Linked DNA regions of Homo sapiens: region 1 is linked to region 2. A link is a loop called in an ENCODE intact Hi-C map of the cell type or tissue named here. Cell type or tissue: GM12878. All regions are shown on one strand. Links, peaks and the distances in the headings refer to the core of each region. The heading gives the core; the rest is flanking DNA. Region 1 overlaps FMNL2 (formin like 2). Region 2 overlaps FMNL2 (formin like 2).

Region 1 (8,338 bases), core at 96-8,095, 89 kb before region 2:
TGTAGGGCCGGGCACAGTGGCTCACGCCTGTAATCCCAGCACTTTGGGATGCCAAGGTGGGTAGATCATGAGGCCAAGAGATTGAGACCAACCTGGCCAACATGGTGAAACCCCCTCTCTACTAAAAATGCAAAAATTAGTTGGACATGGTGGTGAGCCCCTGTAGTCCCAGCTTCTTGGGAGGCTGAGGCAGGAGAATTGCTTGAACCCAGGAGGCAGAGGTTGCAGTGAGCCGAGATCACGCCACTGCACTGCAGCCTGGTGACAGAGCGAGACTCCGTCTCAATAAATAAATAAATAAATGTAAAAGGACTTCACACATTGGTTATCAATCCATACCCCCCGCCTTTTTTTTGGACATTGAAGCACATCTTCAGACTTCCATCTCTGGGTCTTTCTGCAGCCCCAGAACATGTTTATTGAATGAATTAATGCATCTTCAATGAATGTAACTGTTACTACTGTGTATCATCGGTTTGTTCAGTTAAATACGTATCAATGGACAAGCTTTTCCTTTCCTACATAAACATTTTGTTTTTTGGTTATCTTGTATCTCCTCACATCCCATAGCATTGCAGTGGTTCACAGGCACTTAACAGAGAAAGGGGACACCAAGCTGAATTTAAATAGAAAAAATAATGAAATATATATCATCTTTGGGGATAATGTCATTTTCTGTTTCTTCCTACAACTTGAGCCCTCAGAATTACTCGTAATGGGGTGTTTGTGTCATCTGATTGCCAATGATGGCTGAGTGAGTGAATGCATATTTGGAGTGACCTGGAATTCTGATGTAGGTAAGGGATTCAGAAGGATTATGTTTAGATTAATTTTTCTGCAGAGTTCTCCAGCAGAGTCCTAATCAAAAATTGGTGGTGGTGGCGGTGGCAGTGGCAGCAGCATTAAACACAACAAAGGCAGAACGGATCCTTATTTGCATCATTCAGTCCAGTGGGTGCCGTTAGCTACCATCCTAGAGTGGGTGTGGAATAAATTATATGTATAAAATTTTTTTGAGAAGAGGAGGATGAGCTGGTCACATGTGGCATTTTCTCCCATGTTGAAATAACATGAGATGGAGAACATTGTGTGTTGATGTCTATCTACAAGTTGATTTTTGTCTTAAGATAAGCAGAGCCTCCCTACAACAGGCCCTGAGTACTGCATCACCTTCCTCCAGTTTGAAAAACTGACGGGGGTTCTTACCAGTCTTTGTTAATTCCTGTCTCCGGAAAGAATGGTTGGTAAAGGCACATCCGTATTCTGACATGTTGAGAAAGAAAGGATACATGCTTGGGAACAGAAGTTGAGGCTGTAAATTGTTGGTGGTCTTACTAGTATTGGGAGGCTGTTTTATCCCTGGCATCTAGCTGCTTGTATGGACGCTGGGGTTCTAGAAATAAGTTTTTACTCCTTTGGCTATAATGAGCTGGGCATTATCATTAACTAGAAGGCTGGATTGGAAAGGTTTGGGAAGCAAAGGTCCTTCTGACATTCAACGCATCTTCCTTTCTGGTCTTTTTTGGAGCAGATTTTTCTTCTGTGCTCTCTAGGAAGCTGATGTGGTTCCTGTCCTCCAACTGACCAGTACCTAGAATGTCAACAGAATGACTCATGTCCCCAACATCCTGTCCTTGTTCTGGAGAAAGGGAACTGTTTGCCTTTGGAAAACACAGTGCTTACCTCTGGAAAAACCCCAAAGCAAGCATAGCTTCAACACAGTTTTCCTTAAAGCTCTTGTGATGTCTTGTGATTTTTTTTCCTTGTGACTTTTTGTAATGAAAGTGTTGGTTTTCCTGTGTCTACCTTGCGTGCCAGGTGGTTGAGAATTAGGGAGCTTTAGGTGTTGGAAAGGACCCTAGAGACCAACTGGTCCAACTCCTCTTTATGGTTTTAGAAACAAAGGCCAAGTTGAAGTAAAGTGACTTGAGATCTAGAAACTGGTCAGTGATAATCAGGACTAATTAGTACCTGGGTCTCCTGATTCCTGGTTCTGGGTCTTTGATTTTTATGGTTTGCAGTAGGTTTTTGAACAGTTCACTTGGCTGCCTTATTGGAAGTTCTATCTATGCAGAATGATATTGATATGGGTGGATATTTAAAACTACATATATTATAACATAGTAAAGTCTTTAAGAATACATGATATACATTGAGTTGTTATTCAGAAGCTAGGGGGATGTAGAAGAGTAAGAATTCTTCTGATTTTCAGGACATTCTGTCATAATTTAGCCTTAAGACAGATTTTGGGCAAGGTATATATATCTCTTGTGACTACAAAAGGAGGCTGGATTAGATTAGTTTCATTTGTTGTTTCAGGCTCTGAAATGTTATGATTCCCTATGTCTATAAGTGTATGCTGCACATTTTTTTCCTTCAGTAGTAGAGAATGTCTGCAATGTGGTTAAATCCTTATTCTTTAATTCCAGTATTATAGAATATGGGTTCCATGTAATTTACATTCATGTTGTTTTTCTTGTCAAAGAGGGAACTGAGATAGTTATCTACTGTGTTCAGTAGCATTTTGAGTGGGGAGAGAGAGCTATAGTGTAAGCTTGAACTTGAGCAGACATTAGCACTCTGTTAGGTTACAATTGGTGTTAACAGTAGAGAAAAGAATCAGAGGAAGAGGAGGAAAGAGACTGGTGTGTGGGAGCTAAGGCCCATTATTTTGTTATGGGCTTCTTCCCCTTTTGAGTGACTTAAATGATGTGATTGAAGATATTTGATAGCTCCATCAAGATGGTAGTCTCAATTCCTTCTACAGCCCACACTTTCTCCTCCTAGATTTGAATTGTTATGATGGTAGCATAATTTTTGACAAATGATGTTTGTGTGGAAGTGTACCTTTTATCTGAGTTGAGTCATTGCTTTTGATATTATCACCTCCATTTTACAGATGAGCAAATTTAGTCTGAGAGAATGGTTAAATTTAGAATTTAACCATATGACCTTCCAGGCACCACGTACTGTTCCACTTTAAGTCTAAGACGTTTCATTTACATTTTGTTCTTACTGATTTAGAAAAGTTTATTGTTTTCATTTTCTCACATTACTTCCTGGTGCCTGGCATAGGACTATAACTGAAACATTTTTATAAATGATTTAAAGGTATTGAATGTGATGAACTGGAAAAGAAGAAAAAAGCTTCCTGAGTCACCCAGACTTCATCCTGGCTCTGTCACTTTGTAATCTTGAGAGGAAAGATTAACTTCTCTAAGCATCAGTTTTCCCACCTGAAAAAGTCAGGAAAATATTATTTTCCATACTGGGTTGCTGGGACGATTAGAAACCGAGCATCTGAAAACTCTTTGCACAGTGCTTAAGGTAATTAATGAGTGTTTGTCATTATACTTATGTTGATGTTAAATTAACATCTTAAAGAACTCTAAAATATTTTTCACTTTCTGTTTTTGTTTTTTTTTTCTTTCCCCCTGAAGCTTCAGAATGTCATTTCCTCTAAATGCCTGCCACCCTCAGGGAGTTCTAGTAATAGGGTGAACATAACATCAATGGAATATGAGGAGTTACTATTAGCAGATGCTATTTGTTTCCCTTTTCATTTCTTTTTTTACAGTCGTTTGGGAGAAACCCTTCCAGCCCTGGGCGATGCGGTGTGTCAGTGTCTGCCTTTCTGCCGACTCCTGACAGCGCCTCCCTTCAGGGGTGTGGGTGGAGCTCTTCATGCCTGCCCCTCCTGCTCACATTTCTCGGTTCACTGGAAAAGTCCCCAAATCTTTTTGTCTGCTCAGTTGTGGCCTAGTAGCCAGAGTGGCTCGTGCATTAAACGAAGAGGAACCTATGTTTCTTCTCTTTTCAGCATTTTGGCTGAATTTTGAATTTTTATCTGCCCCATTGAGTCTGTTGGCTCTGGCTGCTGCTGTACCAAGCCCTCTTTCTGGTGTTCATAAACCAATGAGAGTACAATTTCATGGCCTGGGTCAGGCTTGTTTGTTGGTTTCGTCTTAATTAGAAGCAAACCTCTTTGTCTTCCCTTTTCTTCATCTTCCAGGGAGAAATGGATTTTCTAGGCTGAGCAAATTAATCATAGTGGTGTCTAATAAAAAACAATCACCACTGCAGTACCTGGCACACAGTAGGTACTCAGTAGCTGAAAGAAACAGTTCCTGTAGCTCTTCCAAGGTATCCAGCATTTTGTGCAGGTAGGCTGGGGGCTGCTGAAGGATCTGTTTGTGAAAGACGAGAATTAGCTTAAGTAACTTGGGTTGGAAAAGTCACTCTGCCTTCTGAGTGACATATGGGGGCTGGAAGGTGGCAGAGAACAGGGTTGGAGAGTTTCTCTGGTAGGTGGATTAGTGTTGTTCCCAGCTCAGAATAAGGTACATATTTGAAAGTTACTTAACACAGAGCCTTGGATTCTGCCTGTAGGATAATAGATATTGAGTAGTTGTGATAAGTAATCATATGTAGCACTTAGGTCTTTTTATCTTCAAAGAACTTTTTTAAAAAAAACACTTTTAAACACAATGAATTCTACCTTGTATCTTTATCGTAGCCCTAATGTTCTCTTCTGTGTCTTTGTCGTATTATGTTTCTTAGGACAAGTGAGTAAGCTTTGTCAATTGGTTTATAAAACATTTATGCATTTAAAGCTTCCAGGGAGTGAGAATTGAAATTACAGTATCTGGGGCTTCATATTTGCTGGCAAACTGCTGGCTTAGCATTTTCTTCCCTCTTGTCTGTTTTTCCCAAGCTATAGCAGAGATTAAATGAAATTTAGGAATTGTGTGTGAGATTTTGTTTCTCCTTGAAATACAGATGCTCCTAGACTTACGGGTTTTTTTTTGCCCTGATAAACCCATTGTAAGTTGAAAATATTGACAATATTGTAAGTCAAAAATGCATTTAATATAGCTACCCTATGAAACATCCTAGCCTAGACTACCTTAAACATGCTGAGAACACTGACATTAGCCTATAGTTGGCAAAACCATCTAACACAAAGCCTATTATAATAAAGTGTTGAATATCTCATGTAATTTATTGAATACTGTACTGAAATTGAAAAAACAGAATGGTCGTATGGGTACTGGAATTATGGTTTCTACTGAATATATATCGCTTTTGCACCATTGTAAAATTGGAAAATTGTAAGTCAGGGACCATCTGTAGTTCTGTCAGGATGGGTGAAATGCTTGCTGTGCAGTGCATTGATTTCTAAAGTCAATCCTTAGCAGATACTTTAAAACAACAAAGAACTAGAAGTTTCCTGGTTAAGAGGGAAGAAGGGTTTGCAATTGGCTTCATAAATTTCTTCTCAGGCTTTTAAAGTTATGAGTCAAGAACCTTCGAAGCAGTGTTCGTAGGTGCATCCTTTCCTTCCTCACCCCATATTTCATTTATATAACAAGATACTTCAAAGATGCTCCAAAGAAATAAAGACAGTATAATTCCAAATGATTAGCTCAAATCCGACTGCCACATTCAAGGCTTAAAAAAAATTCTCAATTGCTGTGAGGGATTAGAAAAATGGCAGCTGGCAAAAATGCCTTCAGTATAAAGATGATAAGACGCCACTTATTAATTCTTTATATAAGCAATGGTTTTTTTTGGTGAGGATATGGAGAAAGGTAATAAAATCATGGTCTCTGCTGTGGGTAAAACTAGTTTGAGAGCCCCTCCCCTGCTGCTTTTTTCAGAAGTTTAAAAAGGAGGTCAGGAGCAGAGAGTTAGTTTCCCTGACTGGGGGAAGTTAAGGAAAGGAGTGTGAGTGAGGTCATGGAGAAGGCATGGTGAAGTTTCACAGTCTTGTGGATAAGTTTCCCATTTGATATGGGATATAGTTGAGAGTTACATCAAATGGAGTTGCCACCAACATGACTGCTAATGGTGACTCTGGGTACAGAGGACATGGCATAGTAGTAGTTATGCAGTAATCGGACCCTGATTAACGATGAAGCTGATGATGGCATTGATACTTTATGGAGAACTTTGTATGTGTTTTTCCCCCATTTAATCCTTACAGTCACCATTTTCAGATGGTAGCTGGGAGTAGTAGATAATTTTCCCAGGGTCATATTGCTTAGGGGCAAAGCTGGGATTTGTAACCATGATGCAATACTGCACCTGGTGGATGTAGTCAGGGTTATCAAAATAAAGAAAAATTGACCCAAAGATATATTTTAGAGGCAGAAACAATAATAGCTTAGTAATAGTCTAGGTGTGTGAACTCGAGACAAAACGAGTAGGAAAAAGATGGTTTTTAAGTGACAGTTTTGGAAAAGAAGCAACGGGGGTGGCAGGAATGAACAATACAGTTCTGTCTCGGTCATGTTTATGGACTCTTCTTCCTAGAGAACAGCCAATAGTCTTTCATCAGTGTTGATTTCATCTTTCAGCCTTCAGAAAACAGCTGTCAATCCAAGTGCTTGCTGTCGATATGGAGCACAGGTTGTGAACACAGTGCCTTTGTGCCATGCTTTGGTCACATGTACAGGTGTTGACTCTAGCAGCAGACCAGTACCTACTCCCAGTGGAGCTCAAATTCACACATCACACCATCACATTGTCTTCTCATTTAGCCAGTGAAATGATTGGCGTCTCACTGCAGTAGTACAGTGATAGTCATTGATTGACAAGACCTTCTCTGGGAAGGACTACATTTATTCTGATTTCTCCAGATCAGACTTTTAGAACCAGGAGAGGAAGTCTGTTCATGGTCAGAGTTCTTGCTGAGTCAATGTAGTATTTTGAAAGCTATTGTGCCAAGGCCCCAGGATTCTCAGACCTGGCTGAGCAACATGTAACTGATCCAATTTCTCACTGACTCAGGAGGAATGCTAGCTAAATCTTGAATTTGGTACTGTGACTTCAATAGTGGGCCAGTCAAGGGGCTCACGCCTGGTGGACCACCATCCCTTCACCCCCACCCCACCAAGGTCTGTCTGTGCTTGGCTTTTCGGACTCATGGTGAATGCTTGAACCTTTTTATTCCCTTAACATAAACTTATTCTTCTGGGTAAAAAAGTGAATCCTATCCCCATGAAGGATTTGCTTGATTGAAATGAGACCCCCCCTTGGGAGAGAAGTATAAATGTTGTGAGCAGAGTGGCCTTACGGTAGCTTGCTGACTTCCTAGAGGGGTCGTTGTGGGAGGAGAGCCCTGCTAGTTCCCTTTGCCCCAAATTATTTCCCCTCTGTGCTTGCTACAGAATCACTAAGTGTACTGATAGCTCTTAATTACTTCTAGTTAAAGAAGAGCAAGCCACCTGGTCTCTGAATTAATTAGAGCAATACTCTTTAAAAGAAACATCCTCCTTTCCCTCCTTCTTTGCCCCCCAGCAAAATATTTCCTATTAGAAAAAACATATGAAGCCATTGGTTAGTTTTCACTTCCTTTCCTAAGGGATAGTCAGCTAAATATGCTGTCCTGAGAGAATTTGACAGAAGCAGATAAGATTTTTGATAAGAGTTGAAGAGAAATTCTGGGAAGGGAAGGTAAATTATACTCCCTAATAAAAGCCCTAACAAACAGCAGGCATAATTGGTTGTGTATTTGGGGGTGTGTGTGTCAGTGAAGTGGTGTGTATTCTACATACCACCAGTGGGAGGAAGAATGCTGAAAAAAGAGAAGTAGGTGCTTGCTCAAGACAGGAAATATACCACTTCCCTTAGGAATCTGCCCATAGGCCATCTTTGCTTATATTATCCATGCATTTCATTGGCAGTACTCTCCTGGAGTGAGAAGTGGTGTATGAAGTTGGTCCTAAAATCCACTCCTCCCATCTCCTTCCTAAGAGAAAGTTAACCCACTTTGGGCTAACTCAAGAGCCAGCCAGTTATTTTTGCCCATCACTGTAAGTAGGATTACAGCTCACCTTAAATATTGGGGAAAAGTCCTGATCATTTGTTCATTCTATTAGCTAGGGCCAGGTGTTGTCACTGTCTCTAGCACCGCTTCCATTTCACTCCCATTAAATCTTAGCAAATTCCTAGCACTCTGAACAGTGTATTTTACTTGAATGATTCCCATGTGGCCAGACTTCTGGGAGCTGAGCACATGGTACCCTTTTATTGGGTGCCATGAGGTAACCTTGGTACCCTTTGGACATTCAGCTTTCCTTTGAGGTTATAGCTAATTCTCTGATGAACATTTAAGTGGGTGGGGCTGTGTGTTAGCCCTACTGTGTAGCTTTTGTGATCCAGGGAGGTGTGACCCCATTGTGGTATTCCCATAGCTGAGATCATAAAAGCATCCCAAGTGTCATTTGGAAGCCAAACAGTAGGTTACAAACTCATTTTGGGTTAATCTCCCTCTCCCTAAGCTACTTCATCTCCTTGAATGCTGCTAACTGTAAGCTTTTATTTCCTTTCCTGT
Region 2 (8,338 bases), core at 320-8,319:
TTATCTTTCATAATTTTCCATGTTTGTTTTGAATTAATTAGTTTTGATTCAAACAAAAAAACTAGCATTTTAAAAGATCTGGTGTTTCAGTATTTTGTTTTGTTTAATCACCCCTTGTTTCTTTTGACACTAAATTTTTCTCAGGAACTAAGCAGATCGGTTATCGTTCCTCTACTTTGCTTTATTGAACTCCCTAAGTGAAATTTGTTTTAACAAAGAGGCAGTGTTTATGTGTTGGTGATAAAAAGAAAATAGCCGATATATTATTACTTTTTTTTTCTTCTATGTCACCTTGTTATGTAAGGTTATTTCATTACCTTTGTAGTGTTTTTCATGGAAACCGTCAACAAGGAAGTACCTAACACTGCCCAACATGAAGCCAACCATAATTGTGGATAGAAATAGTAGACTCCTACTTCCTAGCCTTAAAGAATGTATAATTTAGTTAGCAAGTGAAATCCCAAGGGGTACATCATAAAGCAATGAATGATTCAAATTGGCACTGTAAGAATAAGTTCTAGGTGGTATGGGGCAGCCTATAAGAGCTATTGGAATTTAAAGAAGCAAGAGATTCTTATGCAATTATGGAAAATGTTCTCGAGGTAGAGGAATTTGAGAGTTCAAATTGTTTTCTCATCAAACTTCTCCTCATTTTAGATTCAGCATTTGATAGGTAGGCTTCCAGTGTAATTTCTTTTTTCCTGTTAACAAAATGAACCTCAGAATTCTGAAAAGGAAAGATACTGATTCATTCAAATCTCAAATGTCCTAACTTTATAGAAGAATGTGGTACTATGGAAGGGCACAAATCAAGGTGCTGTTAATATGAGCGGTGTTGTAGTTTGGATATTTAACCCTCTAAACCTCATGTTGAAATGTGATCCCCAATGTTGGGAGGTGGAGCCTAGTGGGAGGTGATTTGGGTGATGGGGGTGGATCCTTCATGAATGGCTTGGTGTCCTAATGAGTCTTCCTGGTGTTATCACTGGTGGTAATGAGTGAGTTCTAGCCCTATTAGTTCATGCAAAATATGTTTGTTAAAAGAGCCTGGCACCTCTGTTGCCACGTGATCTCTGCACACAGCAGTTCCTCTTCCCCTTCTGCCATAAGTGGAAGCAGCCTGAGGCTCTCACCAGGAGCAGATGCTGGCACAATGCTTTGTGTACAGCCCAGAGAACCATGAGCCAAATAAACCTTTTCTTTAGAAATTACGCAGCCTTGGGTATCCCTTTATAGCAACACAAATGGACTAAGACAAATAGTCACCTTTAATTTGGGTTTGTAGGATAGCCAGTGTTTAGGACCCTGTAATTTTGCTTTTAAAACCATGAAAGCTCATTTCAGATATTAACAAAGCATTTGGCTTACATATCTTATTTGCTTGGTGTGTACACAGGCTGGATTAAAAACAAAAGCAAATACAGTTTGGAAGAAAATAAAGCCAGCAGCATCCCCTGGTGAATCCCTTTAACCATCCACCCCAGGAATGTCTGCAGTGCTGGTTAGGGCAGAGTGGGGCAGTTCCTCTGGAAGACGGTATGATAAACGAGGGTCACCCAACTGTGAGGCCAGAGGAAGGGAGACTATCTTCAGGAAGCTGTGAGCTTTTCCTTTTGTATGGAGAGTGTTTTGTTGGACTAAAGTTGTAGAAGGCATTTGACCTCTGTTATTGTATTTAGTGTTTCAACCTCAGCATCTGACCCAAAATAACACATATCTTTTCAGTAACTTGGGACAGAGCTGACAAAAGGCAGTCAAATTCAGAAGGAGTCTCATTGTAAAAGAAGGATTATAAACTACACAAAGAGCAAAATTAGTAGGGAAACTACCACCACAATAATAATGCTGCAGTGTTTTCAGAGCTGATATGTGATTGTGTTTTTCCTGTCTTGATTGTTTTTAAGTTTGGTCTGAAAAATACGGGTATCAAATTAAAATTTCATAAACTGCTACGAGTTTCTCTCCTTCCAGAGAGAAAGGATATTCATTTGATTTGAGAATTGTCGTTTTGGTTTAATTAACAGTTGTTTGAAGGATGTTAAAAATCATCGTGGTGAATTGGTTTTTATCCTAACAATTGCATGATAATTTTAGATTACTCTTGAAATATGCCTCAAAATAAAAAGTTAGATGTAGTGGTCCTTTCTCATGTGCCTTGACTATTGTCAGAGAAAGCCCTGGGTTATCAGCCTGTTTAGAAGAAGTGACCTGGTACGCTTTTTGACTCTTGGCTCTGAAATCTTATCATCAGGAGGACCATGTGGATTTTATTCATTTGACAGATACTTACTGTGCACCTATTATGTGCCAGGCCCTGTTATGCAGAGGACAAGTAGAGTAGAAAATAGAACTACTAACACTTGCAACACACACAGTCAACTCTTTTGTTATAGCTCAGTTTAATTAACAGAAGGAAAAACTTTGCGTTGGGGAATACACATAACACCTGGAAACGCAGCGTTGGAACACCCGATTTGTCTATGATGCTTGCTTACTACTCCTATTATTCTATATATTACAAAGCCTGAATATGTAAATGGCAGTTCAATGGTCTTTTAGGAAAAAAATTTACTGGAAATATACTAACAGGAATAACACTAAGGAATTCAGGAGCTACAAGAATTCTTGGAGTTCTGTTATTTCAGGTACTTTCTTTGAAGTATTAAGTACATATTATCAGTAAGTTTTGTTGTGTTCCTATTCTACGTAGATCATATTATCAGATAGAATGTAAAGATAGATTAAGATGTTCATGCTGGGCCAAGTGTGGTGACTCATGCCTGTAATCCCAGCACTTTGGGAGGTTGAGATGGGCGGATCACTTGAGGTCAGGAGTTCGAAACCAGCCTGGCCAACATGGCAAAACACCGTCTGTAATAAAAATATAAAAATTAGCTGGGTGTGGTGGCACATTACTATAATCCCAGCTACTTGGGAGGCTGAGGCACGAAAATCCGTTGAACCCTGGGAGGCAGAGGTTGCAATGAGCCGAGATCGTGCCATTGCACACCAGCCTAGGTGACAGAGTGAGACTCCGTCTCACCAAAAAAAAAAAAAAGATTTTTTTCATGCCCTAAAAGCTTTTACACCTCCTAGTTGAGAGGACAGGATACACATACACACACACTTCCCTACCTGCCTGCCTGCCTCCAGGAAGCATATACGAAATGCCAATCAACTAGGATGCCTTGTTTAGTGTTAAGAACTAGAGAATGACGTGGATAGCTGTTCTGATTCTACGTTAGTATTTCTTAGCTTCTTTCTTACCCTAGTCATTTCACTATTAGGTTGGCAATAGTAATTCCCCATGTTTACCCCAGCATTAAGCTTGTGTATCTTCTATCAGCCCATACCTTATAGGTGGCAAGATTAATTTTAAAAGAATTTCAGACTTAAAAAAAGTTGCAAACTAGTACAAGGAGTACTAGTTGCTATATAATCTTTCTTACTTTCCCCAAATAATGTCTCACATAATCATAGTGTGATGATCAAAACTAGGAAATTAACAGGGACACAATACTATTAATCATTGTCCTGCTGATGCCCTTTTCTGGGTCCGGGATCTAGGGCCGGTTCCTACATTGCATTTAGTTGTTATGTCTCTCCAGTTTCTTCTAATTTGGAACAGTCAGTCTGTCTTTGTTCTTTATGATTTTGATAATTTTGGGGATTACTGACCAGTTATTTCATAGACTTTGATTCAGGCTGGGCATTTTTGGCAAGAATATCGTGGAAGTGATCTTGTGTACATATTAGTGCATTATCATCACATGCCCATGGTATCTGCATGTCTCGTTACTTTGCTAACTTGATCACTTGGTTAAGGTGGGGCCTGCCAGATGTCTCCACAGTAAAGCTATGATTTTTCTCTTTGTAATTAGTGTCTTGTGGGGAGATACTTTGCAACTCTGCAAATATCTTGTTTCACATCCTACATTTGCTAATTAATTTTAGCGTTTGTTGATTTCCTGGCTGCATCAATTATCACTGTGGTGTTTGCCAAATAGTGATTTTTAAATTTCTGTCATCCCGTCATATGAGTTAGAATTCTGTGAGGGTGAGCTATTCCTTCTCCTCTTATTATTTATTCAGTTATTTATATCTGTATGGATTCATGGATATTTGGTTATGGGTTACAATCTCTTCCTATGATTATTTATTATATTGCTCAAATTGTTCCAGATTTGGCTATTGTGAGGTCCTTAAATTTGGCTTGTAATGTTCTTTTGACATGTTCCAATTTTTGGACCAATTTCTTACTTTTGGTACCATAAGATGTTCCAAGCTTATCTTGGATTTTTTTTTTTCTTTTCCTGCTCCAGCCCTGGAATCAGTCATTTTTCTAAGAAGCTCTAGTTCGCCTTATTAGAGAAAGGTATATAGAAACCAAAATTTGGTGCTAGATGTGCTTATTGTTCCTAAGATGTCAGTACTTCTAGCCGTTCTCAACAGATAGAGCTAGGAAGTATATGTGTATACATATACATATGCACACGTTTGTATCTATATATTAAAAACCTTAGGGTTCATTCTCACTTTCCCCCTTATATGTAACTCTTTTATCTGAATGTGAGAAACCTGGTTGTCATTATCCACAATGTGTTTACTTATTTGTGCAATTCTAAGCTACACACATAGTAGTTTTCAGAATGCTAACACATACCCCACGAGAAATTTGCTAACTAGAATGTAACATTTGTGTGCATTTTTTTTTGTTTTTAGTGTTAGAATAGAGTACTGTTTTCTAAAGTTATTTAGGTTCTTCTCTACCTACTTTGTGCTTTTGTTCATTTGTAATACATTAGGTTCTCTTATTTCATTTTGATTAAAATCATGTTGGTTTTATTTATTTTTAGGTGATGTCAAATATTGTCACAGTTCTAAGACTTATAAATACATGAAAAGTATGCTCAGAAGGTGTCATTTCTTCCTCATTCTTTCTGACTCATTCCTGTCCTCTTTCTGTAGATAATCTCATTACTTCTTGGTTTATCCTTCCTGTATATATATTTTTTACACACATCAGCAGATGCATACTGTATTTTCTTATTTCCTTTTTTTATACTTGAAAGGTGGTATTTTTTGTTGTTGCACAAAAATTGCCACAAACTTAGTGGCTTAAAACAACACAAATGTATTAGCTCATAGTTTCTGTGGGTCAGGAGTTTGGACATGGGTTAGTCGGGTTTTCTGCTTTTCTGCTCAGACTCACCAGGCTGAAATTCAGGTGTTGGCCAGGGTTTCGATATCATCTGAGGCTTGGGAGTCCTTTTCCAAGCTAACTGGTTGTTGGCAGAATTCCATTGCTTGCGGTGGTTGCACTGAAGCCCTTATCTCCAAGAAGCTGCCCACATGACCTCTCCCTGGTTTGTCTCTTAGTAGTGGCTCTGCTGCTTTGGATTTTTCTAATATTTTCTCTAGCCCTAGACTATCTTTAAAGGGTATACTTCTTAAGGTCAGACCCACCCAGGATAATCCCCTTTCACCTTTGCCATATAATGTAACCTAATCATGGGAGTGAAGTCATGTCATACTCATAACCTATCTACAGTTAGGAGGAGATGATAATATATGACATGTGCCCCAGAAAGCAGGAATCTTGGAGGCTATCTTAAAATTCACCTTTTACCATGTAGCATACTATAGGTAGAATTGCAAGATAGCCTCCAAGTGCAAAAATTTGAAAAAGTATTGTTATATTGTCTATGCTTTTTCTCCATGAGATGTAGAGTTTTTGTTCAATTTATTAAAAATACTAATTTTGGCAGTTAGGGTTTGAATTTCTGTTCTAGTGTTATGTTTGTATTTTACCATTTTTTTTAAAAAAATGCCCACAGCCACAGGTTTCTTATTTAACTTTATATTATCTGGGTTGTCAGTTTTTAAGGATATTCTTGAACCCTTACCTATTTCCTGTACACCAATCCATGAACTCAGTCAAATTTCCAGTTTTACTCTTCCTTCTTCTATTTGTTTAAGTCGTATTACTTCTATGTTGTCACAACATATAATATTGTCACATTGTTCTTTCAGCTCTGCATTTCGATCTTCTGGCAGATTTTACTGACGATAATGTTTTTGTGTAACATATATTGTTGCTGTCTTATATCAGGAATCTCTCTACCACCACCCTTTTTCTTTAAAACCTTGAGAATACTGAGATTTGGGAGATCATCAAGGAAAATAAAACTGAAGACAAACAAATGTACTTACCTGAATGTTCAGAGACCTCACCATTCATGTGCATTATTGAAAACATGGCAAATGGTTCCTACTTCAGAAAGAGGCAGAATTAGTCCCCCTTCAACTTAATTAGTGAAGGAATTTGGCATCTTTGTAAACATAAAGGGCCTATGTGGTTCATGTATCTTTCTGTAAGGCAATAACCGTGAAGGGCAAAGGGGCCCTTAGTTAATTATAACTTGAGTAGGATGGGAGGGGTCAATGGCATTTTAACGTAGAAGAACCAAGTGTTAGTAAAGAGCTTTTCTTCTCCGGGAGCTTGGTCAGCTATGTTTTCTGTGAAGCCTGATTGGGGAGTCAAAGTCCCAGTGGAAAAGTGTTGATGAGAAGGCAGATTCTAGAGGATCAATATTTCGAACCTCCTTTTAAGCTCATCCAACTTCACAGCTAAAAAGCTGTTGAGGCTTCAGAAAAAGGAAAGGCACAAAGGAATGAATGAATCAGAATTTGCCTGGATGTGATGTTCCTGATGATGGTCAAAAGTCCTGAGAGTTCCAGCCTTGAGGCCTGGCTTCCCTCTCTCTGCAGGCCTCTTGCTGGTTGCTTTTGGAGGAAGCTGAGTGTTTGGGTTGTTGTGATTGCTGCTGTTGGGGATTTCATATAACATAGCTCTGGAAGGTCTTGTACTCATGACTATTAGTTATTCAAGGCCACCTAAAATCTAAATCAAAGAAATGACTAGACAGAAGTGAAAAAAAGGGCCTGATTCGTGAAACGATTTCCCAACTTTGTGATAGGTCACTCAAGGCTTAGTGTAGGCTTTTTTCAAGGTAGGTGTCTTTTAGGACTGAATCGGTTCCAAGCTATATGAGAAAGCTTGTGTGTGAATAGGTTTCTGCTGGCAGATGGTTGGCAGGCTCAACCATCAGCCTTCCAGACTTGGGATTCTAACAAAATTCTATTCTGTGGCACAAGCCTAGAATAAGTATGATCCATATAAATACATTCATTTATGCACATATTAGCAGTACACTGAGTTCTTGTTTTTGTGATTTTGATGATCTGGTGCTTTTGGTTTTCCTAATACTGGTTCATGGAGAAATAAGTTGTACTGTGTTGGCTAAAACCCGACTCTGGATGCACTAAATAATTCTTCTGAGTTTCTTTCTCTTTTTCCTCTAGCCTGGAGGAAGTCTGTCTGCTTTCTCTTTTGCAGTCTGGAGATAGAGCATTGACCCCTGAAGCAATGCTGGGTTTACTTTATTAGAGCTCACCCGCAGATGTTAATGAAAGCAGAACAGTGAATTAGTGCTGACTTCAGAGCAGAACAACTTGGGTGGGGGAATCTGTGAAGAGAACATGTTGTTATAGGCAACACCCAGGGGAAAATTGACAAATCACAGTAAGAATCATTGGATATTTCTGCCCCACCAAGAGAGCAGGAGGGTGAGAACTAAATCATCCTCTGAAATACACTTAGATTAAGAAATCAGTCTGATGTTCATTTCACAACATTCATCAGAAAGAAAAACAGGACTGATCCCAGGCAAAATTTATTGGTGGGAAAAATGTCGTGTTCTATCTCCTCCTCCTCTCTGCTTAGCCCCCCAGCACCTGATTAATTAAAACTCTGCCATCTACCGGCTCAGAACGTTTTTCTTAGAAGCACCTGAGATTCGTTCAGCTAAAGAATCAACAGCTGTCAACCGCAGCAAATAGATCCCCTACCCTCTACCATATCCCAGTATCCTAACAATGCCTTAAAATGAGCATCAAGCCGGGTGCGATGGCTCACGCCTGTAATCCTAGCACTTGGAGGTCGAGGTCGGTGGATCACCTGAGGTCAGGAGTTCTAGACCAGCCTGGCCAACATGGCGAAACCCTGTTTCTACTAAAAATACAAAAATTAGCTGGGTGTGGTGGCGGGTGCCTGTAATTCTAGCTACTCGGGAGACTGAGGCAGGGGAATCACTTGAACCCCAGCGAGGCAGAGGTTGCAGTGAGCCGAGATCACACCACTTCACTCCAGCCTGGGTAAAACAAACAAAAAAACCAGGCATCAAAACTCGGATGTCTACAGGAGTCAGTTAGGTCTCTTAAATTTGTAAAATCTGCCTGGATTTGACACAAAAGGGAGTGGTGGAACCTTGGCAAG

The links. A loop is a pair of places that touch in the nucleus more often than their neighbours do. Peaks named below come from ENCODE experiments on the same cell type or tissue, not always from the same donor. Only the 100,000 strongest peaks of a DNase experiment are listed, where the experiment ranks them.
Region 1: a loop joins it to region 2, with 2.1 times the contacts of the local background. A loop is called at or near these places in 3 of 110 quality-filtered maps.

What each region holds. Positions count from the first base shown.
Region 1 is chr2:152,403,783-152,412,120 of GRCh38, forward strand. All of the region lies in intron 1 of FMNL2 (formin like 2), which reads left to right. Among named protein-coding and RNA genes, the nearest start is that of FMNL2, 73 kb to the left of the region's middle. RefSeq lists an enhancer at 1,493-1,787. In GM12878, for the core only: a CTCF peak has its summit at 3,512; DNase peaks (open chromatin) are centred at 2,704, 2,779 and 3,649; H3K4me3 peaks cover 1,487 bases; H3K27ac peaks cover 2,375 bases.
Region 2 is chr2:152,492,610-152,500,947 of GRCh38, forward strand. The region is part of intron 1 of FMNL2 (formin like 2); the gene reads left to right. Among named protein-coding and RNA genes, the nearest start is that of FMNL2, 160 kb to the left of the region's middle. In GM12878, for the core only: no CTCF peak of the experiment used is centred there; a DNase peak (open chromatin) is centred at 5,166; H3K4me3 peaks cover 683 bases; H3K27ac peaks cover 884 bases.